Regions from separate parts of the Mus musculus genome. Here all the other regions are linked to region 1. Evidence: chromatin loops called from intact Hi-C (ENCODE). Cell type or tissue: heart. All regions are shown on one strand.

What was found. Peaks named below come from ENCODE experiments on the same cell type or tissue, not always from the same donor. Only the 100,000 strongest peaks of a DNase experiment are listed, where the experiment ranks them.
Region 2: it touches region 1 in a loop (4-fold over the local background); 13 of 42 quality-filtered maps call a loop at or near these places.
Region 3: it touches region 1 in a loop (7-fold over the local background); 6 of 42 quality-filtered maps call a loop at or near these places.

Annotation. Positions count from the first base shown.
Region 1 is chr10:59,891,950-59,899,949 of GRCm38, forward strand. Dnajb12 (DnaJ heat shock protein family (Hsp40) member B12) reads left to right here. Exons shown (of 9, transcript NM_019965.3): 4 at 723-908; 5 at 989-1,068; 6 at 2,282-2,391; 7 at 3,639-3,811; 8 at 4,401-4,552; 9 at 5,542-7,347. The coding sequence ends at 4,522. It overlaps Gm46226 (a long non-coding RNA gene), which reads right to left and starts at 5,813. Exons shown (of 2, transcript XR_001779776.1): 1 at 5,727-5,813; 2 at 1,933-2,636. In heart, CTCF peaks have their summits at 1,231 (motif pointing right) and 3,030 (motif pointing right); DNase peaks (open chromatin) are centred at 1,172, 3,022, 5,092, 7,812 and 5 weaker places; H3K4me3 peaks cover 821 bases; H3K27ac peaks cover 3,136 bases.
Region 2 is chr10:60,233,486-60,241,485 of GRCm38, forward strand. No RefSeq gene overlaps it. Among named protein-coding and RNA genes, the nearest start is that of Chst3, 18 kb to the left of the region's middle. In heart, a CTCF peak has its summit at 4,476 (motif pointing left); no DNase peak of the experiment used is centred here; H3K27me3 peaks cover 57 bases.
Region 3 is chr10:60,143,884-60,151,883 of GRCm38, forward strand. It overlaps Gm51802 (predicted gene, 51802), which reads right to left. Exons shown (of 2, transcript NR_168572.1): 2 at 3,660-3,987. Among named protein-coding and RNA genes, the nearest start is that of Gm51802, 15 kb to the right of the region's middle. In heart, a CTCF peak has its summit at 4,386 (motif pointing right); DNase peaks (open chromatin) are centred at 3,808 and 4,388; H3K27me3 peaks cover 1,880 bases.

The sequences.
Region 1 (8,000 bases):
AAAGAAGATTCCATCCTCCCTCCCAGGGGCTCCCAGCTCTGAAACTAGTCTGCAGCCCACTGCTGTGAGCGAGGGGAGCGTAGGGGATGCAAGCCCTGGGAGGCTGTAGCTCTCTGCCCTGGGAGCTCTGGTGAGGAGGCCCCAGCGCCAGATAGAAAACAGCAGCTGAGGCCTGGGCCCTGGGGGCAGCAGACTCATCCTGGCCACACAGCAGACACACGGGTGTCTCCACCAAAAACCGGGGGGTGGGGGTGGGGTTGTGTCTTCCCCGCAGTGTCTGCCGCACTCCCGTTTACAACCAGGACCTCGTGGGTCGCACCATGACTGCAGGATTATATTACACTGTCTCCTTGGCACCCCACAAGATGAGCGTGTGCAAGGGGCATTTCTGTACCATCAGTGGCAGAGCTTGAGCAGGACACACCTGAAGCAGGTGTATAGGCTCATGCCCACAACCCCAGTGCAGAGGCAGGAGGATAAAGAATGGAAGGCAACCTGGGCAAGTTCCTGGACCATTCTGGCAGTTTCAGTTTAGGAGATGTAGCAGGGACCCTGACTCAAAAAAGGAAAGAGCATCCTCACAGCCCCGACTTTAGCCTTGCCTAGAGGTGCTCTGGATTGCCTGCCCAACAGGCAAACCCTCTACCCCTAAGACCCCACTTCCGCTGAGACCTGAAAGAAGCGAGCTCTTGGCTGTGCTAAGGCTGTTTCTCCCCTTGCAGCCATTGGCACAGCGTATGCCGTACTCAGCAACCCAGAGAAAAGGAAACAGTACGACCAGTTTGGTGATGACAAGAGCCAGGCTGCCCGGCACGGCCACAGCCACGGGGACTTCCACCGAGGCTTTGAGGCTGACATCTCCCCAGAAGACCTCTTTAACATGTTCTTTGGTGGCGGCTTTCCTTCCAGTAAGTCCACAGCCAGTTCTCCTTAGCGGTGGTTCTGGGGTCTGACTGCTGCAGCCCCTGACTCTATCTCCATGTTTCAGGTAACGTTCATGTCTACAGCAATGGCCGAATGCGGTACACCTACCAGCAGAGGCAAGACCGCAGAGACAACCAGGGTGATGTGAGTTGCCAGAGGCTGAGTAACACTCCAGCCCCCCACCCCATTCCACCCCCCAGGGCATGGGCCCCAGAGGAGGAGGGAGTCTTGATCCACTTAAGACCCCCCCAGCATTCTTAGGCCAAGTAGCCATCTTTGCTCCTTCCCAGTGCCATTCTGCCTAGGGACACCAGAGGGAGCCACACTCCGTGTTGCGTGATGCTTTGGCTTCTGTTGGGGGCATAAAACAAAGCCTCACCTCCAGGCAACGCATAGTGGGAACAGCTTCTATGGAGTCTATTTGTTCTTAAGACTGACGTAACATTTTCTGAGTGATGGAAAGTTAAAACATGATGAGAGGAAGAAAGAGGACCGTGTGGGTATTCAGCCTTCTAGGAGAGTGAGGAAAAGCTGTATAGCCAGGCAGTGTGCTTCAGACACATTTGGGATGCCACGGATCAACACAGCCAGTGAAGAGCATTGAACAGGGGGACACGTCCTTACGCATGCCTGCCCTTTTTCCTCCTTCTCCCTCCCTCCCTCCCTCTCTTCTATTCTTTTTCTTCCCCTTCCTCCTTTCTTCCTCTCTGTCTCCTTGGATTTACCCTGCAGTTGAAAACAACCTTGAAGCCCTACTTCCACCTTCCAAATACTGGGATTATGCCTCATCGACCTAGCATAACGCCCAGCACATCCGTTTTGTTAGGGGTGGGTTTGGCTTTGGATTTTGAGGCGCGGTCTCACTGTATAGCTCTGGCTGGCCTAGAACTTGCTGTACAGACTAGCTGGTCTGGAACTGCAACTCCCAACCCTTCTCCCGTCCCTGCCTCCTGAGTGCTGGGATTAGTGTATCTTTACATCTAACGTACAGAAGAGTTTAAAGTCAGATTCATGTGTAATGCCTTTATTTCTGGCTGTCCTGTCTTTGTTCTAAGAATCACACCCAAGGCCTTGTGGGTACTAGAACAGTTCCATGCCACAGACTGCATCCCAGCCCTTTAATTAGATGCTTTGCTGTCTGCAGAACATTTGTGTGGCTCAGAATTCAGAAAGCTGTGGATGGTGAGGGTCTGTGTCCCCGGCCTGCCACTTGCTCTCACACTCACACGTGTGCTCCAAAGCGGTTGCTTTGTCCTCTGGGAAAGCTGTCAGAGGGAAGGGAGGAGAGGGGGCTGTCCCAGGCAGGCGACACGACACTGTTCAGGGCTGTGACCACTGCTCTTGCTCTTCCCCTCAGGGCGGGCTAGGAGTGTTCGTGCAGCTGATGCCCATCCTCATCCTCATCCTCGTGTCTGCGCTCAGCCAGCTCATGGTGTCCAGTCCTCCCTACAGCCTGAGCCCGAGACCGTGAGTGCACGCCCCGGGCAGGGCCGGGCTGGGCCCCTCGCCATCTTGCATACCGTCCCCGGGCCGGGCCCCTTAGACTTTTGAGGATCATAGGCCTCGCAGAGAATGCAGACGAAGCTCCAGCCCTTTCCTTAAGGCAGCACACATGCACTGTCCTACGCGATTTCAGAAGCGTGACTCCCCGCCACTGTCCCCACCTTTGCTGACGCTGAGATGTCCTCTGCTCTTGAAGTCTGTTTGAAGCCCTAAGAAAGAAAGAACAGGGTATAGTCAATCGGGGGAGGGTGGCTTTGCGCCCCAGCTTCTGCATTGAGAGCCCTAACTCCACATAAGTTATGTAACCTCAGGTCCCTGGTCTGTAAAATGGGAACAATAGCATCCACCTGCTAGTAAGAGTTACTAAGTAACCCGTGTAAGGAGAGGTATCCAGCTCAGGGAAGTGCTCAGCAGTGTTTGTTGAGTGGTTGCCAAGCTCAGCTGCCAGTGGTTGATTCCAGGGAGTTAGTTGACCCTCTAAGATATCAGGGCCTCTCTTTTCCCAGGACCTGGAGCAGCAGGTTCTAGCTTCTGCTGGTGCAAGCCCTGAGCTCCAATCCCTTGGCCTGCCGCTGCCTGAGGACCCAGCAGGCTCCCTCGGCCAGCAGGGGGCAGAGTTGGTCTCTGCTGCCACAGCTGCCCTGCTTGCCTAGAGCCAGATGTAACCGCTCTCCAGCTAGAGATAGAGAATGCACTTTGGGGAGCTGCCTCCCTGGAGCAGGGACTCCTGTTGGGAGGTGTGGCTCCTGCTGCCCACAGGTCTTGTGCCCACGTATGCTTCCTGACATTTTGTGCCTTTTTGGATTTTCTCTTCTTGTGGGGTTGGGAATGAACTACTAACTCATGCTAATGTGCCATGCTGTTAGAGACACAGCTCTGTCCTCTTGTTTTGACCCGAGGCTCATTACTTTAGGCCGGCCCTCAGCATCTAGGAGCTTTGAGGCATGGAAGGCAGAGCCCACACCCTTGGCAAGACCAGCTTCCCAGACCAGAGCTTCTCTCCCCATCTGCCCGGTTCCCCTCAGAGCCCTGAAAAGGAGGGCGTGACATAGACTGAGCTATTCCTGCACTGGGGTGCTCTGCCTTTGCTGCAGACCTTCATTTTGGGGAGCCAGTGAGTTCCCGCTGCAGTGCAGAAGGGATCCAGCTCTTCCTGTGGCCTGGGTGGCACTTCCAGCTGCCCACTCTGTGCCTGGTGTGTTTCTGGTCAGGTCAGTGGGCCACATCCACAAGCGAGTCACTGACCACCTGAACGTCGCCTACTACGTGGCAGACACCTTCTCCGAAGAGTACACGGGCTCCAGCCTCAAAACAGTGGAACGGAATGTAGAGGATGACTACATCGCCAACCTGCGCAACAACTGCTGGAAGGAGAAGCAGCAGAGTGAGTGTCTCGTGTGTGCGTGTGTGTGTGTGTGTGTGTGTGTGTGTGTGTGCGTGTGGGCACGCACGCATCAATATGTGTGTGCATGCATATGTATGCATTGATGTGTGTATGTGTATGTACTCATGCATGTGTGTGTATGTCATGCAAATGGGTACATTAAGTGTGTGTGTGTGTGTGTGTGTGTGTGTGTGTGTGTGTGTGTGCTGAGAACAGAAAAACCCTTCTTTGGTTCTTCGTGGACCAAAGAAGTGCCCTGTGCAGTCATCTCCCTGCCAAGATCTGAACTCCACTCCTGGAGTTCCCCTAAGCTGCAAACCATTTGATGGTTTCGTTAAGGTCCTCATGTGTCACTAGTGCCTATCATTAAGGTTGCTAGAGATGAATGTATTAGAGACAGATTGCAAACCCCTAGCCACCCACTGGTTGTGTACCCAGTCTGTCTGGGACCATAGTCCTGACTTCCTGTTCCATCCTGGGAAGCCAATTCTGCCCCAACCCCTGGTCCTGTCTTCCTGTTTCCCCATGGACTCAGGCAGGTAAATGCCACAAAGTCCTGGGGCTCTGACCTCACCCTGTTTCTTTGCAGAGGAAGGCTTGCTGTACCGAGCCCGCTACTTTGGTGACACAGACATGTACCACAGAGCACAGAAGATGGGCACCCCGAGTTGCAATCGGCTGTCAGAGGTGCAGGCCTCCCTGCATGGATAGTTCTGGGCCAGCCACACCACCCAGGTCCAAGTATGAGCCAGGACTGCTTCTTTGCTGCAACTCCTGGCAGCCTTGGCCTTGGTCATGGGCAGAGGATGGAGGGAGGGAACCTGGTGATGATGGCAGAGACTCACCATCCTCACACTTCCAACCTCCAGAGACGAGGCAGTTCTGGGCACCTCCCCCAGCCCCATTGACCCCGTTGTCCCCTCCCCAGGGCTGCAAGGATTCGGGGGCAGAAGCCAGGCAGAGTGAGGACCTGTGCTTCCTCGACTACTCCAGTAATCAAACCACCTCAGCCCTTTCCCAAGCCTGGCTTTTGTTGCCTGTGCGTTCACACGTAACTGGGTCACCCACAGTCACCCACGGAAGTCAGAAAAACCCATGGGGAGTTAAGTGGGCAGGAGAGCATCCTTCTCTCTCCACCCAGGAAGGAGGAAATGGAGCAAGATGCCCAGTTCCATCAGCAGGCAGGAGGGGTCTGTGGGCCCTGACCACTCCCTCTCTGGTGGGACCTGAGGCCCTCACTCCAGTGCTCCAAACCTGGGAGCCAGGAAACCACGGGCATCCGGCCCCGCCCAGGCATCTCCCCTGTGGTCTTGAAGAAGGGAACAAAAAGTCACAAGTTCAGGGTCAAAAGAAGCTACTGAGCACAGGAGAGGTGGGGAAAAGTGAAAGTTGCTATTAACAGGCACCCCACCCCCTCCACCCCTTCCCTTGTATGTGGGTAATGGGCTTGGTGCCCAGTGCCCAGAGCAGGGAGCCTGGCTCAAGCCTAAAGGAGTGTGGGCAGAGCCAGAAGTTCTTTGCACTGGTACCCTGTCCTCCCCCTCCTCTGCCTGTGTCTCCTGTCACAGAGCCATTCACAGACTGTTTCAAGACCACTCGATAGCTAGTGTCAGCTCTGGGGCAGTGGTTGTACTGCAGAGGGATCGACCAGGGCCAGCTGCTGGGCTGTGGGGCTAAGCTGGAGGTGCCTGCCACAACCGCTCACCTAACTCTTTCCCTCTCCTCCCCAGACTATGAAATCCCTGGAGAATTTTTGGTGACACACACTGAGCCAGCCACAGTGATGGACTGTATATTTAAGGAAAGACATACACAGAAAAAATTTAAATGGAACTGGAAGCCAAACACCGCACAGCCATCCTCTCTCAGACAGTGAATGCAGAAAGCTCTTAGGACAGACAGACAGACAGCCTACCTCGGGCTGCTTCCTCCTCTCCCAGGGCAGGCAAGAAGCTCCGCATCACTGGCTCCTAGGATACCGAAACCATGGCAACGAAAGTAGAATGTAAAACTTGCAGCAAATGTCTGTGGGGAAGGACTGGGGGAGGGGACACCCCACTGTGTCTCCTCCCTCCTCCCTGAGCTGCCACCAGTCACTCAAGGAGAAATCAGGCTGAGGCATGGGCCAAGGAACAGAGAGGAGAGAATTCCAGAGAACGTAACTTAGAAATGCGTATGTATGTATATATATATCTATTTATATGTAAATAGACATATATAAAGATATATATATATATATAAAGTCTTTTAAAACTATTCAGGGATTCAATTAAGATGTTCAGCTGACTTGCTCCATAATTTAGAAAACGGGGCCTGTTTGGGAAGGCAGCCTGGTTTTCACAAGCTAGACAGTAGCCGTAGCCGACAGCATACGGAAAGTCAAATCAGATATTAGTGTCGCCCTTAGCCCCAGCCTGACTGATGGCAGCAGTAATCATGGTGGTATAAATCCATAGAAAACTTGCAAAGGTCTCCAGGCTTATGGTTAAGGTAGGGGAAGAGCCTGGGGCAGGGAATGGTGCCCCTGGAGATAGCTGCTCAGTATTGGGCTACAGCAGAGATCCCAGACAAAGCCCTCTGGGATGGGGCCAGCTCCTCAAGCTGCCTCCTCTCTGGCCAGCCTCAGGTGGGCTCGCCGCCCTCATGCCCGGGAGCCCTGCAGCCACTCCCCTGCCCATACCTCTTCCCCACCCAAGTCCCCAGGTGGGTTTGCCTTACAGGTGCCACAGGGCACAGCTCCACCATTGCCAACAGGTTTTCTAAGTTGCGCACCAAGGACTCCAGAAGGCTGCTCCTCCCAGAGCTGAGCCAGGCCCTGAGTGCAGCCCAGCTTGTGGAGAGCCAGTGCTGTGAGCGCCTGTCTTCACTCCACAGTGGGCCCACCGGGCTCCACTCATTGGATGAAGAATCCACTACGACCAGAATGGCTTCCCCTTCAGATGAGGCTCTTTATCAAAACAGCCATTGCTGCCAGGGGAAGGAGGAGGTTCAACTCCTCCTGCGTTTATTACGGGCCTTTGGGAATTGCCGTTTCCCCCAGTTTTCCTCTGGCCACGGGTGTGCCGATCACCTACAGACTTCCAAAGCCTTACTTCCCCAAGCTGCCAGCCCAGAGGTGGTAACTGACACCACCACCACCACTCCCCACCCCCACCCCCCCACCCCCACCAAGGGTGTCTCTCTCATACAACCCCCTAACGAATGGGATGCTTGCTGGGAAAGGAAGCTTGGTTAGGAATTGTCAAATTGGTCTTTTTTTTCTTTTTTTTTTTTTTTAAACAAGGTCCCACCCTGCAATGAAGTGGCCACCCTGGCCTAGAGAGATAATAATAACTGGGTGTGGGCCAGAGTACCCCACCCGTAGTGGCCTGGTGCTCTGCCCCTGCCACCCCACCTGTCCAGTCTTGGTAGCTGTCCCTGGAGGGGCTGAGCCATGTGCAATAAGAACACAGATCCTAAAGGATCCCCTGAGAAGCTGTATTTCTTGAATTAGAATTCTGATACTGTACATGTATAAATATATGTTTATTATGTGATTGGCAGTGGTGGGTCTGCATTGAACAGGGGGTGGGGCAGGAAGCTCCCACCAGCTGCTATTGACACCGCCCAGCCTGTGCCTCCGGAGCTCCTAAGTGACAGGCCTGGCCCTCCTAACAAAGGGTATGGAGGAGCTCAGATGGCTGTGGGGCCGCAGGATGCGGTGCCCCTGACACCAGCCCTAGATGGGGACCTGCCCACCACCCTGTCACCGGGCTGGGCTGCAGCCCATTCCTGATCTGGGACTTGGGGAAAATTCCCAAATGGCTCTTGTCATCTGTGTCCACAGTCTGCCAGCCACAGCCTCCTCTCCCAGGGAGACGGAGAAAGCTAACACTGAGGCAGCCTGGGGCTCAGGGTGAGCCAGCGGCAGATCTGCCCGGCCTCCCGGAGACAGGGCCGGCAGCCGTGAGTGGCAGGCCCAGGCCCCTCCCGCTGGCGCGCCAGCCAAAGGCAGGCGGGCTGCCTGGTGGTGCCACCACAACCCGGGAGCTCATTGGCTGTCCCCGAGCAGGGTCACCACAGCCTGCCCAGGCCTGCAAGCTGCCACTTGTTAGCTACACTTGGCAGAGGGGTAGCCAGCTTCCTGGCCCCCACCTTCTCTGACTGACTAAAAGAGCTCAGTGAGCCAGAAAGAGAGGGACGTCATCCA
Region 2 (8,000 bases), 340 kb after region 1:
AGTGGCATTGCGTGAACTAGCTGGCGCATGCTGGAGAGGTTGCCCTGGGGGTGCAGATGTGGGAGAGCTGGTGGGCTGGCTAACTCAGCTACCACCCAGGCCCAGATCCAGGGCTTTGAGTTGGCCCACCCCAGCATCTACCTCATCTGTGAACTGCTGGACCAGGAAGGGGCTGGTCCTATTCATCAAAGCTGCAGGATCTCCATGACACAGGGCAACAAGAGCAATGACTCATTGCAATGAACATTTGCAAGAGAAGATGTGTGGATAAACGGATGTACTGTGGGACACACCGTGACACACTACAGCTTCTACAAGATGTTTTCTATGCTTTGTTTTTCAGTTGTTATTGTTGTCTATTGGAGGTGTTGCAAGGATAGAAGGCTGATACGAGGGAGATGGGGAACTGGGGTGCATGACATGAAACTCACAGAGAATCAATAAAAAGTTGGGGGGCAAAGGTACTTAGCCCCACAAGGGCTTCATTTTCCCAACCCCCGTCTTCCCCTTTGTAGCAATTAGCTAATCGTGTCAGACTGTGAAGTTCAGCTCCCACCAATGGGATCAGAGTAGTCTGGACTGACATTAAGGAGAAGAGACAAGGCGGTCTTGGTCGTGTGCAGAACAGAAAGAAACTGCTTTGCCAAGTTACTTTTGCTTTGTTCCTTCGTGAGACACTGAGATTCTTTCCTGATAACTCTCAAGGTCCCTACAGCTCTGCCACCCTCTACTGTCGAGCCACGGTCACAGAGTTTCAGCCACCCAGACTTCATGCCCGATGACAGATCCCTAGCCTAGCCTTTGACCTTTTCTTGAGACCCTCAGAGCAAACATCACCGCCGTCTGAGAGACCAAGGCTCCTCCTCAGTATGAGTAGCAACCAAAGATGTTTTCTGAAGAAAAATCAAGCCACAGAAACCATGGTTTCCAGGATGTTCCCGGGGAATCAGGGAGTAGCATACAGCCCTGTTGACTGTTGTATTTTTGGTTGCCTGTCTTCTTTTTTTTTTTGTTTTGTTTTGTTTTTTGAGACAGGGTTTCTCTGTGTAGCCCTGTGTGTCCTGGAACTCACTTTGTAGACCAGGCTGTCCTCGAACTCAGAAATCTTCCTGCCTCTGCCTCCCAAGTGCTGAGATTAAAGGCGTGCGCCACCACCACCCGGCTTTGCCTGCCTTCATTTTAAACAATGGTAGAATGCCTTCCTCCTTGGCTGTGGAGGAGGAGGACACGGTAACAGGCCACATCCACTGGAGCATGTTGAAAGGTTCTGTAGCCATGCTCAGACGTAGCCTAGTCACAGGCAGTCCCCTCCTATGCCTCGTACTTGGCCTTCCTGACAAGAACTGAGAGGAAAATGGCAGATGCCCCAGGTGCCTCTGTGGCTGGCCCACTAGGGACCCTGGCACTGGAGGCTGGTGTTCAGATCCTGAGCTGGCTCAAGAGGGCCCTGAACACATGTCTACTGAGGATTATAGTATAGGGGTTGTCAGACTTCCAAATTATAGGGCTGTCAGAACTGGTGACAAGGTTGAAGAAAAATGACCAGGGGCTGGCCAGTGGTATGGTGGTGCATGCTTTTAATCCAAGCACCCAGGAGGCAGAGGCAGGTGGATCTCTGTGTGTCTGAGGCCAGCCTGGTCTATATAAGGAGTTCCAGGATAGGCAGAGTCACATAGTGAGACTCTATTTCAAATCAAAACAAAACAAAAGAAAAGAAAAACAAAACCACCCAAAAGCCTGGGCCAAAATCAGTAGAAGAGGCAGTGTCTCCACAAACATGCCTTCTACCATGTATGGGTGGCACGTACTATTCTGCATGTTGCTCCAGAGCCACAGGTTCTCAGTCTGTGGCCGTGACCCTCAGAGTAAGGAGAGGTTGACTGATAGTTTTATAGGGATCATACATCAGATGCCCTGTATATTAGATATTTACATTAGAAATCATAACAGTAGCAAAATTATAGTTATGAAGCAGCAATGAAAACAATTTTAGGGCTGGCTAGATGGCTCAGCAGGTAAGAGCACTGAATGCTCTTCTGAAGGTCCTGAGTTCAAATCCAGCCCTCTTCTGAAGACAGCTACAGTGTACTTATGTGTAATAATAAATCTTTGGGCGGACCGGAATGAGCAGAGGTCCTAAATTCAATTTCCAACAACCGCATGAAGGTTCACAACCATATGTACAGTTACAGTGTACTCAAATACATAAAATAAATAAATACATCTTTAAAAAAAAAAAGAAAATAGGGGGCTGGTGAGATGGCTCAGTGGTTAAGAGTACCGACCGCTCTTCCAAAGGTCCTGAGTTCAAACCCCAGCAACCACATGGTGGCTCACAACCATCCGTAATGAGATCTGGCGCCCTCTTCTAGAGTGTCTGAAGACAGCTACAATGTACTTACATATAATAAATAAATAAATAAATATTTTTTAAAAAAGAAAATAATTTCATGGTTGGGGGTCAGCACAACACGAAGAACTGTATTAAAGGGTTGAAGCATTAGGAAGGTTGAGAACCTCAGATCCAGACACAGGCTATATAACCACTCCCTCTTCTGAGGCTCCGCCCTCCTCTAGGCTCTGCCCTCTTCTGATGCTTGCCATCCCTGAGCCTGTTCTCAGAGACCATCTGGACACACAGTCTGTGCTTTCCATTTGTAAGGATTCTGGTTTTTAAAACATCCTGGGCCAGGCGGTGGTGGCGCACGCCTTTAATCCCAGTACTCTGGAGGCAGAGGCAGGCGGATTTCTGAGTTCAAGGCCAGCCTGGTCTACAGAGTGAGTTCCAGGACAACCAGGGCTATACAGAGAAACCCTGTCTTGGGGAAAGAAAAAAAAAAAAAAACAAAACCATCCTGGAAGGCAGAATAGGCTGCTGCTTTTGCAAAAGCTGTCTAGGGGGAAATGAACTTCCTTCCCACAGAAGCCAGGATTATCATCAACCAACTCCAGGATGGAAACACAGTGATGGGACCCCAGGTGAGGGAATTGTCATGGCTCGCCATTGCTTATTGTGGGTAGACTGGAAGGGCTGGGGTCCCCCGAAGCTCCCCTTGAGCCCAACAGGGCTCATGCTAAGACTGTGTCTTAAGAGGTAACGAGCCACTCAAGGATGTCTGTGAAAGTTTTCAACTGTGTGCTGACTGGTTTTATGTCAATTTGACACATGCTAGAGTCACTTTGGAAGAGGGAACCCCAACCAAGAGAAAAAGGCTCCCCACTAAATTGGCCTTTCGTACATTTTCTGGATTGGTGGAGGAGGGCCTAGTAGATTGTGGGTGGCACAGCCCTGGGCTGGTGGTCCTGGGTTCCATAAGAAAGCCAGCTGAGTAAGTCACGGAGAGCAAGCCAGTGAGCAGCACCCCTCCATGGTTTCTTGGTTCCTGCCACCAGGTTCCTGCCCTGCTTCAGTTCCTGCCCTGACTTCCTCCAATGATGGGCTGTTGCCCGTATATGTTGTTTTGGGTCATAGTGTTTATCACAGCAAGAAAAACCTTAGCAAGACAAACAGCAGCATCATTCACGAACAGCTGAGATCTGGGAAAAACACACAAGCAGCTAGGAACAATGGTCACACCTTTAATCCCAGCATTTGTGAGACAGAAGGAAGAGAGGCAGACAGGTCTCTGAGTTTGAGGTTAGCCTGGTCTGCAGAGTGAGTTCCAGGACAGCCAGGACTACATAGTGAGATCCTGTGTCAAAAAAGAAAGAAAGAAAGAAAGAAAGAAAGAAAGAAAGAAAGGAAGGAAGGAAGAAAGAAAGAAAGAAAGAAAGAAAGAAAGAAGAAAATAAAATAAAAAAAAAGAAAGGAAAGGAAAAGAAAAGAAAAGAAAAGAAAAGAAAAGAAAAGAAAAGAAAAGAAAAGAACAATAGAAGAAACAGCGAGTCTACCCATGGGCATAACAAGGTTTGGGCGACAGGGATCTGGAAGACTTCTTGTAACAGCTTTGCATAACTCCAGGTTTCCTGGGGTAGGAGCTTTGCCCAGGTCGCCATGAGTACGAAGTGAATCTAGACTATAGAGTGAAACTCTGTCACAAACAAACGGACAGAATGCCAGTTGTTGTATCCCATTCTGTAGGCATGGGTTGTACAGGATGGGGCCGGAGGACCCAGAGTTCGATGTCAGCCTGGGCTGCCCCTTCAGGCTGGGCATGGTAATGCATACCTGTGATCCTAGCACTTGGGAGCCGAGGGCAAGAGGATCAGAAGTTCAAAGCCATCCTTGACTACATAGCGAGTTTGAGGCTAGCCAGGAAGCTAGTGAGAATGTATCTAGAGAATAAGAAGAGGATGGAGGGACGAAGAGAGGGAGAGAGGGAGGGGAGGGAAGGAGGAAAGAGGAGGAAGGAGAGATAAATTGGAGAAGTGGCTCAGCAGTTAAGGACACCTGTCACTCTTTCAGAGGATCCAATTTTGGTTCTCAGAACTCACATTGGGACTCACAAGCACCTGACTGCAAGAGAGCCAGCGCCATCTTGTGGTCTCCATGAGCATGGCACCCACAGGCACAAACCCACAGTCTCACAAACATCTACATATAATTAAACAGAAATAAATAGCCTTCTGCCCTCACACTGGACCTGGAGCGAGGAGGCCTGAAGACACCCAGTGAGTTCATGAGCATCTGTCTATGCTGTGGAAATGTTTCCAAGCAACTGCATCATTGGTGCCAAGGGCCATGCATCCATCTGGATGGAGGTGCCAAGGCTGACAGAGCCAGAGGCTGGTTTAAAACCCTGCTGTGAGGCCATTCACAGGGTGGACAAGGTGGACTGTTCTCCAATTGGCTGAGCCTGATGGAATTGTCTCAAAAAAATTTGACCAGAGGAAATCAAGGAGTATTTATAGGCATAAACCAACCAACCAAACAAACAAAATAATAAAGAAAGGAAAGGTGGATAAGAAAAAAGAAGCTGTGCTGGAGATGGCTTCGTGGTTGAGAACACAGAAGACCCCAGTTTGACTCTCAGGAGTCACACACGGCTCACAACCATCTGTAACTCCAGTTCCAGGGGATACAACGCCGCTTCTGGCCCTCTTGGGCACTGTACGTATGTGGTGCACAAACATGCAGACAAAACGCCCACATGAATTTATTATTGATTTTTTTTAACATCCCGATTGCCCCCTTGTCTCCTCTCTGTCCCTCCATTACAAATTTCTCTCCCTCATTGCTCTCTTTTCTCTCCCCAAAACCAGGAAGCCTCCTTTGGGGGGTCCCCCCACCAAGGGACACCCAGTCAAAGTAGGACTGACCGCATCCTCTCTCGCTGAGGCCCAACCATGCAGTCCAGTTAGGGGACGGGGATCCAATGGCAGGTGACAGAGTCAGAGACAGCCCCTATTCCTATTGTCAGGGTCCCACATGTAGACCAAGCTGCCCATCTGCTATAAATGTGTAGGGGGCCTAGGTTCAGCCCCTCCGTGCTCCCTGGTTAGTGGTTCAGTTAGTGGTGAGCTCCCATGGGCCCAGGTTAGTTGACATTGCAGGTCTTCTTGGAGTGTGCTTTCCTCTCAGGCTTGCTCACTTCTATCCCCCACTCTTCCACAAGGCTTGCTGAGCTCCGCCTGATGCTTGGCTGTGGGTCTCCTCATCTATTTCCCTGTTGGATGAACCCTCTCAGGCTCTCAGGGGATGGGTGTGTCAGACTCAAGTCTGGTTGTTCTTTGTATTCACATGTGTTTTAAAACGAAAGTTAAAAATAAAACAATTAAAAAGTGTAGCCATACAATTGTTGAGTTGCACACACACACAGAGAGACAGAGAGAGAGAGAGAGAGACAGAGAGAGAGAGAGAGAGAGGCCTCCAAGAATATAGTCATTATCATGAGTATACTGTGCTTGAAACACGAACAAACATGCTTATTCTATCAGGCAATGCCAGAATTTGTTGAGTAACACTAAATTCACAATGTTTAGTGGTTTCTGTGATGGCAATTTGTCATCCAGCTACCCAGGCAAACTGGTGAAAGCAACATCCTTTCCAGTCTTTTAATCACTGAAAATAACTCTCAGCACATAGTAAATATATCTACACACACACACACTTGCAAGCTCACATGCACACATACACATACATATGCATGTGTATACTCACATACTCATATGCATACAGAGGCACACACGGCTACACACATATGCACACGTGGACACACACATACACACATGCACACACATGTGCACATAGATACTCATGCACATAAAGGCACACACAGGTACACACACTCATATGCATGCAGGGACACACACATACCATGAGCACACATGTATACACAGTTACTCATATATATACACAAAGGCACACACATATACACATTCATATGTATAGACAGACAGACAGACAGACAGACACACACACACACACACACACACACACACACACACACACACGGATTACAGAGTGAATACAAGTCCGAGGTCCAGAGGCTTCAGAAGTCTGTACAGTAAGGTAAGGCCGTGGGCTAGTGTAGAGAGGGGGCTGCGGCAGGAGCCAAGGAGTGAGGTTTGAGAATGAAGCTGCAGAATTCAGCCCAGGGATGAAAGAGTCCAGAGCAGGAACACCAGCCACCGGTCAGGCCCAGAGACAGATGAACAGGTGGACAGGCAGGCAGGAAATGGAGCTGAGCCAGGGAGTCCTTAGTCCTTAACACATACACACAGTGTCAAAGAAGGTGGGCTGGTGTGGAGCCATGCGTTCACGGCACTTGGCAGTCTAACACTCCATGATAGTGGTTCTCAACCTCCGTACTGCTGTGACCCTCATGGTGTGGTGACCCCTGACCATAAACTTATGTTCATTGCTACTTCATAACTGTAATTCTGCTACTGTTATAAATCATAGTGTAAAACTCTCTGTATTCCAATGGTTTTAGGCAACCCTGTGAAAGGTTGTTTCTATTGCTGTGAAGAGACACCATGACCAAGACAACTCTTACAAAGGTAAACATTTAATGGGGGCTGGCTTACAGTTTTGAGGTTCAGTCCATTATCATCATGGCGGGAAGCATGGCAGCAGGCAGGCAGACATGGTGCTGGAGGAGCTGAGAGTTCTACATCTCTATTGGCTGGCAGCCAGGAGAGGCTCTCTTCCACCCTGGGTGCATAGGAGCCCTCAAGCCCACCCCCACAGTGACGCACTTCCTCCAACAAGGCCACACCTCCTAATAGTGCCGCTTCCCACACGGCAAGCGTATGCAAACCCCCACAGGGTCATTCAGTCCCATAGGGGTCACAACCCACTGGTTGAGAACCACTGCTCTACGTAGTCAGGTGAGGAAATTACAACTTTTAAGTGGTCTGAAGTGTCCAATTTTTATGGCCTGTTTTCTTTGGTATGGTTTTAATGAGCTCATATTGTGCCCAGATTGCAAAAACCCCAAAGAGACTACCAGGAACCACAACTCTGATACAAGCACATGAGAGTGGTTTGTTTTGTTTTGTTTTGTTTTTTTGTTTTTTCGAGATAGGGTTTCTCTGTGTAGCCCTGGTTGTCCTGGAACTCACTCTGTAGACCAGGCTGGCCTCGAACTCAGAAATCCGCCTGCCTCTGCCTCCTAAGTGCTGGGATTAAAGGCGTGTGCCACCACTGCCCGGCTACACATGAGAGTCTTTATTCAAGCTGGAGCCTGGGCCACAAACCTTACTGATGCAACAGGATAGGAGAGTGGCCCTGAGGTCTAGGGGAAGGAAGTTTATGAAGGAAAGAACCGCAAGTGGGGGTTTCCAAGCCTTGGAGTTACATGAGAGGATAAAGGAATATTGGCCTTTAAGCTAATTGGTTTACAGCACCTGTTTGAACCACAAGGAGGGAGCATATATCAAAAAAGGAGCAACTTGGGGACTAGCAAGATGGCTCAGAGGTTAAGAGCACTGACTGTTCTCCTGAAGGTCCTGAGTTCAAATCCCAGCAACCACACGGTGGCTCACAACCATCTGTTATGAAATCTGATGCCCTCTTCTACTGCATCTGAAGACAGCTACAGTGTACCTACTTATAA
Region 3 (8,000 bases), 250 kb after region 1:
AGCTGTTGGAGTGTGTGAACTCTTCCTGGTAGTCAGCTCCTCCTCCGGTTAGTGCCGGGGCTTCACACACCAGGTTCCAAATGGATCTTTTCATTCTTCAGGGCCCACGGTTTCAGTGTTGTTGTACCAGAAGAGAGAGTAATGAAAAGGAAGACATGACCGTTCCTCAGTGCGGTTGAGGAGAAGGTTTCTGTTGTGGATATGAGGGAGCGCACAGGCAGAGGTCTCTGCAAGGGTCCAGAGCAAAGAGAAAGTAGCAGATTGAACATGGCCAGCAGAATAGACCAGGCCAGGGGGATGGGGACGGGAATGGGAAAAGCAAGACAGGGAGAGAAGAGAGAGGGCCCAGAGGAGTGGGGGCCAGCGGGTCAAAGAGAAGTCAAGAAAGCACATGGCTGAAATGGCTGCATTATTTAAGAAATCAGAAGTTGTGGGGAGGGAAGCAAAGTTCAGGGGATGGCGAGGTTTAGGATAGGGCTGTGTGTCTGCCTGTATCTGTGGGTGTGTATCTGTGTGGTTTGTGTGTCTCTGTGTGTGTCTGTGTGTGTGCCTCAGTCTATGTCTGTCTGTGTGTCTGTGTATATTTATGTGTATGTGTTTCTGTGTGTGTTTCTGTGTGTCTTTATCTGTGGGTGTATATCTGTGTGGTTTGTGTGTCTGTGTTGTGTGTGTGTGCTTCCGTCTATGCCTGTCTCTGTCTGTGTGTATTGTGTATCTGTGTATGTTTATGTGTGTGTGTCGGTGTGTGTGTTTATGTGTGTCTGTATCTGTGGGTGAGTATCTGTGTGGTGTTGTGTGTGTGTGTCTGTATCTGTGGGTGAGTATCTGTGTGGTATTGTGTGTGTGTGTCTGTGTGTGTGTGTGTGTGTGTGTGTGTGTGTGAGAGAGAGAGAGAGAGAGAGAGAGAGAGAGAGAGAAGTGCTGAGAGGAGGCCTGGACTCTGAGCAGGTACTTGTGATGCTGAGAGAGCCCAAGGAGGCCAGTGTCCACTTTGATATGTTAATAGGTGCCTCAACCATTTGTCCCTGGTTTCTTTGGTCCCTGACAGGAGAACATGGGATCTCTCTTGAGAATACCTCCTCTTGTGCCAGGGCATTACTTCAGAATTGTGGAGATTCACCTGATCGTCCACATGGCTGTTCCCAAAGGCCTCTGGTCCTGCTTCTGTTGCCTGCTGGGTGAAATGTTGTGGTTGGCATGTCTAGATCACATGCCCAACTGTGCAGCCTAGCCATAGGTCTGTGACCTCAGGAAAATGCAGAGATTCCTTCTGGAAAGATGCAGGATGGAGAACCCTCAGTACCAGAGGAGAGGAGAGTAGCTTAGTTTGGAGAACTCCCCTGAGATGGGGCAATGCTATACTTAGTGTGGCTGAAGCTCAGAAATTTTAAAGATTGGAACCTTCATACCTTTTATTTTCCATTAATTGATTTTTTATTTACTTTATTGTTGGACAGAGGGTGTGGGGGAGTAAAGGAAGTGAGAGAAAACCCATGTCCCACCAGTGGTCCCCGGTTGGTGTCTGGCTGTGGGAAGCCATGGAACCCAGCCCATCGAGGGGTGGACAAGGGGTAGTCCGAGGTCTCTGGGGCTCACAGAAGTCAGAGATAACAGGTTCTCAATCTCGGGCATGTCAGACGTCGCTGGACGCTGTGGAAGAGCTGAGAACAAAGTGGGGGCCCTGGGGGTGGCTTGCTCACCCCCAGGGCCGAAGGAAGAAGTGGGCAGGGAGAGAGGGGGTGCTGGGTGGTTTCCACATGGGCAAGAGTCCTTGGTCCGGTCCATGCCTGGAGCGCAGGAAGGCCTTCTGGTGGGAGGTTAGACGAGGCTCTTTAGGGGAAAGCCTATCCCATCGTTCAAGCACGGCAGGCATTGATGAACAGAGACAGTCTATGATTTTAGAGCTTTATTGTAGAAAGGCAGAGAGAAAGAGAGAGGTCAGCCATGGCCACGTGGAGAGAAGGGGGGGGGAGGGAGGGGAAGGAAGGAGAGCTGGAGATGAGAGGAAGAAAGGTGAGAGTTTAAGAGAGTGAGGAGAGGCCAAGCAGCTCCTTTTATAGTGGGCTGGGCTACCTTGCTGTTGCCAGGTAGCTGTGGGGAGGAGCATACCTGGCTATTGTCAGGTAACTGTGGGGGTGGAGTCTAGCCAGAATACCAGGAGCTTGGGACATTGTCTGCGTGACTGATAGTCACAGAATTATGGAGTTGGGGGCTCTGTGGTGTCAGGCACCTGTCTCTGGGAATGTGACTCACTGTTCTGTCCCTTATAGAGTTTTCTATTGGGTCTCCGGAGCAAGCCTCGTTCAACCAAAACAGGCTGCCTTTCACGGCCCCACACTTTATATCTTGATTGCAGCCCCCCTTCCTCCTCTTCTCCCACATCCTCTTTCCCACCCACCTTTCATCTCCTTTCTCTTCAGAGAACAGGAGGCCTCCTTGGGTACCAACCTGCCTTGGCACATTAAGTCTCATCAGGACTAAGTGCATTCTCTCCTACTGAGGCCAGACCAGGCAGCTCACTAGGACCCTTCACATCTTAAAGCTAACCTCGATCCCGCTCAGCCACATGCCTCTGTTTCAGGCTTGTGTCTCAATGCCTAGTTAGATAGAAACAGAAAGGTCCATGGCCCACACCTTCCTTTCCACTTCAGTTTTCCATGCTCTGTCATAAGGACCAAGCCGAGGGCCCACCTGTTTCTATTTCTTGCCACTCCAGCCGTTAAGGTCCAGGTCAGGTGCTGCCTCCTCTATGAGTCTCACTCCTAGAGCCCTACCCAGCAGAGATGGCAGGATCTAACCCTGGTGGAATCCTCAGTTGTCTCAGGAGACAGAACTCTCAAACAATGAGACTGTCATACAGATGAGAGGCAGTGAACACTCTAGCCCCGAGGCTTCACATTAGTGGCCCATTTGTTGTAGGAAGAATGGGACCTCCTGGGATTATATTCTAGATTCTAAGGTTGGGGCAACAAATGGCCACCAGCCGGGTAGAGTCGCAGAAATGTGATATGCTGGGTTCTGGAGAACAGATGTCTGAGATGAAGGTTCAGGCTACTTTGGGAGGCTCCGAGGTGGTCCAGCCGGTGCCTTTCTCCTGGCATCTGCTGCTGGTAAGTGTCCTTGGTTTGAAAATGAACCCAAATCCAGATGCTATTGCTGATGCCAAGAAGCGCTTGCTGACAGGAGCCTGGTATGGCTGTCCCCTGAGAGGCTCTGCCAGAGTCTGACCAATATGGATGCAGATGCTCGAAGCCAAGCATTGAACTGAGCACAGGGACCCCAATGGAGGAGTTAGGGGAAGGACTGAAGGAGCTGAAGAGGTTTGCAATCTCATAGGAAGAATAACGATATCAACCAGCCAGCCCCACCCCACCCCCCAATCCTCCAGCGATTAAACCATCAACTGAAGAGTACACATGGGGAATCCATGGCTCCAGTTGCATATTAGCAGAGGATGGCCTTATCTGGCATCAATGGGAGGGGATCCCCTTGGTCCTGGGGAGGGCTAGGGTGCTGATGTGGGAGGGGGTGGGTGGGTGGGTGAGTGACCCGTCCAGCAGGTCCAGTTATTCGAGGGTCTCGAGGGGACCTTCTCCTAAGAACCAAATGGGGGGTAGAGAGATATGAGGACCAAGTGCAAGAACGACACGGAAACATTCTGAGTGGCAAGAAGGTCCCGCTGTATTGAGAAAGGCTCAAGGCTTAAATGCACAAGCAAAAGGGGAAGTACAAGTACTTATCAGCGGGAGGGGTGGGGCAGTGGAAATTTTTCTTTTGGCAGTTACACGGGGAAGCTGGAACTTGGTGGTATCAGGGTGTGGTCCAGATATCTGGCGCTGATTTAGGGCTGGAACATTCTGTGGTTGTTCTCGGAACGGTGTGTCGGTGGCCCGCTTTTGACCCCTTTTTCTTCTTGGGGGGAGAGGCCCAATTCAGAGATCAGGACAATTGTGTTGTCTTAATAGCTCCCAACAGGTGATCACCCTCCTAGAAGCAGGGGAGATGGGGGAGGTCAGGGGGTTAACTGGGAAGGGGGATAACATTTGAAATGTAAATAAAGTAACCAATTAAAAAAAACAGAGTGGAAAAAAAGAAAAGGAGCTCCTTCCAGCCCTTTTCTGTTTCCATCCAGTCTTCTCTGCATGTCTCTATGTCCTGCTTCTAAGAGAGCACCAGGTTGTGGAGTCAAGCCCACCCAGGATCCAGGATGACTTTTTGGGATTCTAAAACAATCAGTCACATCTGGGAAGACCTGAGGATTTATAAAAAGATGCTGTGCAGGGTCATATGCGGAGTAAATTGAGCAGAAAGACAAGTAAAGAGGCTACAGAGGGGTCCAGAGGTAACTAGAGAGTGAGACCTGGGCTCTGGCCTAAGTATTTCCTCCAAACGCCACCAGAGGGCGCCCAAGCATTGTGCTAAACAAGGCTCTGGCCACCAGGAAGAGCCATCACCTAGGACTGAAAGCTAACAAGGTTTTTCAGGTTCAAAGCGGGAGGTAAGAATGGGGTAGGCAGGAAGGAGACTAAAAGCAAAGTGTTTCCACCCTCCCTCCCGTCCTCTCTTCCTTCCTTCTTCCTTTAAAAAAAATGTTTTGAGGGGGGTGGGTATGGGGGACTTTTGGGATAGCATTGGAAATGTAAATGAGGAAAATACCTAATTTTTAAAAAAAGTGAAAAAAAAAAAAAGGAAAAAAAATGTTTTGAGACAAGGTCCCATGCAGTCCAAGATGGCTTTGAACTCATGTAGCAGAGACTAATCTTGAATTTCTAAACTTCCTCAGGCTGAGGCAGGAGGATCATAAGTTTGAGGCTAGCCTGGGCTACCTAAGAAGGTCTCTTCTGAAATAAATAAATATTGGGAATATACTATGAAGAATTATATTTATCTTTGCAACAGACAGAAACCATTACAGAAATCCACAACCAATCAAAATGCAGACCTGTGGAGCACACTCCACCCTAGTGAATACATCTACAAAATACTGCCACACTTAAGGCTCAGGGAGCACTACAGAAGAGGGAACAGAAAGGCTGTAAGAGCCAGAGGATCAGGGAGTTTGCTGTGAGGTTGTGTTGCCTAGTAACGTCAGAAGCTACATCCATAAAGTCTAACCAGTATGACCACCCAAACATAAGCTGCAGAAGGACAAATCTGCTGGACCGGCCAAACAGGATGGGGGAGAATCCGGGAACCCTGAACCCTACATACAGTGCTCTACGCAACTGAGGCTTGCTGGGGGCTGGAGAAGTGGTCTTCCTCAGGGAAGAGCACACCGGTTGGTTATCCAGTGCCAAATGGGCAGCCCTGAAAGCACACATGTATGTTGCATTATACAGACGTAACAGGTTGTATTTAGGGATGTATATGTCTGTACATATATGCTTATGATAACAATTAGGAAAGAAAGGGCTATGAATTTGAAGGTGAGGGGTCTATGGGAGGGCTTGAGGGAGGAAAGGGATGGGAGACACGTAATTAAATTATAATCTCAAAATTTTTAAGGGCTGGAGAGGTGGCTCAATGGTTAAGAGCCCTGACTGCTCTTCCAGAGGTCCTGAGTTCAATTCCCAGCAACCATTTGGTGGCTCACAACCATCTGTAAGGAGATCCAGTGCCCTCTTCTGGTGTGTCTGAAGACAGCTATAGTGTACTCACATATATGAAAATAAAATAAATCTTAATTTTTTTTAAATTGCATTTAAAACCAAGACTAGGGTCTAAGGATAGTTCAGTTGATGGAGTTAACACATAAGGGCAAGAAGCCCTGGATACATCCCCAGCTTACGTAAAGCCTGCTGTGCCTGGGAGCCTGTAATCTCAGCACTCAGGAGGCAGGCGCAGGAGTCAGGAGTTCAAGGTCATCCTCAGCTATGTCATGAATTGAAGCAAAAAAATTTTTTTAAAAATTGGTATATAAGTAAAACTCTATAGAGTGTTGAAATAATGGCCCAAGCCTGTGGTTGTAGTTTGTGGCAGAAAGTGTGAGTATGTGTGACATGGGAAAACCCTGGGTTCAATCCCAGCACCAAACAAAAACAAAACCCAGTATTTAATAATAATAACCCAGCCTTGCTGTCAGACAAAGATGGTCACTGCCAAACATTTCTTATTCAACATTTAGTGGCCCTGAACCGTACTTGCAAGTTTAACTGAGGCCCACAGTGCCTGAGTTTCGTGTAGATAAAAGTCTTTAATCCCAGCACTAGGGAGGCAGAGACAAGCGGATTTCTGAGTGCGAGGCCAGCCTGGTCTACAAAGTGAGTTCCAGGACAGCCAGGGCTACACAGAGAAACCCTGTCTCGAAAAACCAAAAAAAAAAAGTCTAAGAGTGACACTAGCTAAGGTCATAGTTCAAATGCCACAAGGCACTCATTGGCTTTAGCACATCCTCATCTGCCTTCTGTATTGGTGAGGGCTCAGTTAGAAGATCAGTCGCCCACTGATGGTTGGTCTTATCTACCAGTCTCCACACCTTATCTAGCCTATCCCTGACAGAAGGCTTAAGGCTGTCCCCGTCCTGTCTGGGTTGCATCTTGCTCTTAAACCTGGGAAGAAACAGAAGCTACACAGAGGATTTCCAGTTGACTCCAACTAGAAACTCAGCCCCATACTTTCTGCAGAATGCATAGACCAGTGGTCTTGAATCAGCCGTGCTGTTAGGAGCCATGGGGGCACATGCCAAGAGGTACTGTCCGAATGGGGCAAGCAAAGTGTATATACATATGTGCAATAATGAAAGGGGAAATTCTTTCTTTCTTTCTCTCTTTCTCTTTCTTTCTTCCTTCCTTCCTTTCTTTCTTTCTTTCTTTCTTTCTTTCTTTCTTTCTTTCTTCTCCTTCTCCTTGTTCTTTCTTCTTTCTCCTTCTCCTCCCCTTCTCCCCCTCCCCTCCCCATGCCCCTCTCCCCCCTCCTCCTCCTTCTTCTTCTTCTTTCTTTTTGGTTTTTTGAGACAGGGTTTCTTTGTGTAGCTCTGGCTGTCCTGGAACTCACTCTGTAGACCAGGCTGGCCTCCAACTCAGAAATCTGCCTGCTTCTATCTCCTAAATGCTGGGATTAAAGGCGTATGCAACCACTACCTGGCTAGTATTATTCTTGATAGTGCCCTGGGTGTGGCATTGGACAGGATCCCAGTGTTTGCCCGACTGATCAAAGCCTTTAGGAGCCGAGGCTGGCCACATTCCTCGTGGTGTCTTTGACACTGGCTGCAGGTCTGAGGTGCAGTGATTAACGTCATGAACAGAGGAGACACAGGGGCTGTGTGTTCTCTTCTGGAGTCGGGCTGAGGAGTGGGGGGGGGGGCAGTGTGGCCTATGACTCAGGTGGCTCTGGGGTCCTGTTTACCTCCTGGAACATCAGGAGGCTGGAAACATCTGGCTTCCAGGACCAGAGCTTTGGCCAGCTGATCTTTGGGCCCACAAAGCAAGCCCTTCAGCCACAGGAAGAGGCCCTGAACCTCCCCGTGCTTGTGGGCAAAGGCTACAGACTGCCATGCGGCAGACGGGGCCCAACCCAAACAGCCACTGGAGAAAGGGACCTTTATGGTCAGTGGAAGACAGCTGCTGGGCTGGCAGGGGGTGCCAGCTCTGTGTGGCTGGGGAAGGAGCTGGCAGGTGCTGCCTGCACACTGGCTGCTGTGGACCTATGGGGGCTTGGGGCACTGAGTGCTGAGCTGGGGAGGGGCGGAGCTTATCCTCTGTCTCTGTTTCTTCCTCTCCAGTTCCTTCTTTCCCTTCTTCTCTGACTCTCATCCTGTCCTTTGTTTCTTTGTGCCATTTTTCTTTTAAGAGGCTTCCCCAAAATCTTTACAAATTTCAACCATCCTGTGAGCCACATGCGCCGGTTCAATGGCGCCATGGAGAAAAGGCAGAGGGCATCTTTGCGCCCTCACCCCCACCCCGTCTCTGTCACTTCCCTTCATTCCTCATTCCCTCATGAACAGTCTCAGGCCCTTCTTGGCACATGCACACTTATTCTCAGACGCAAGCACCCGGCCAGGC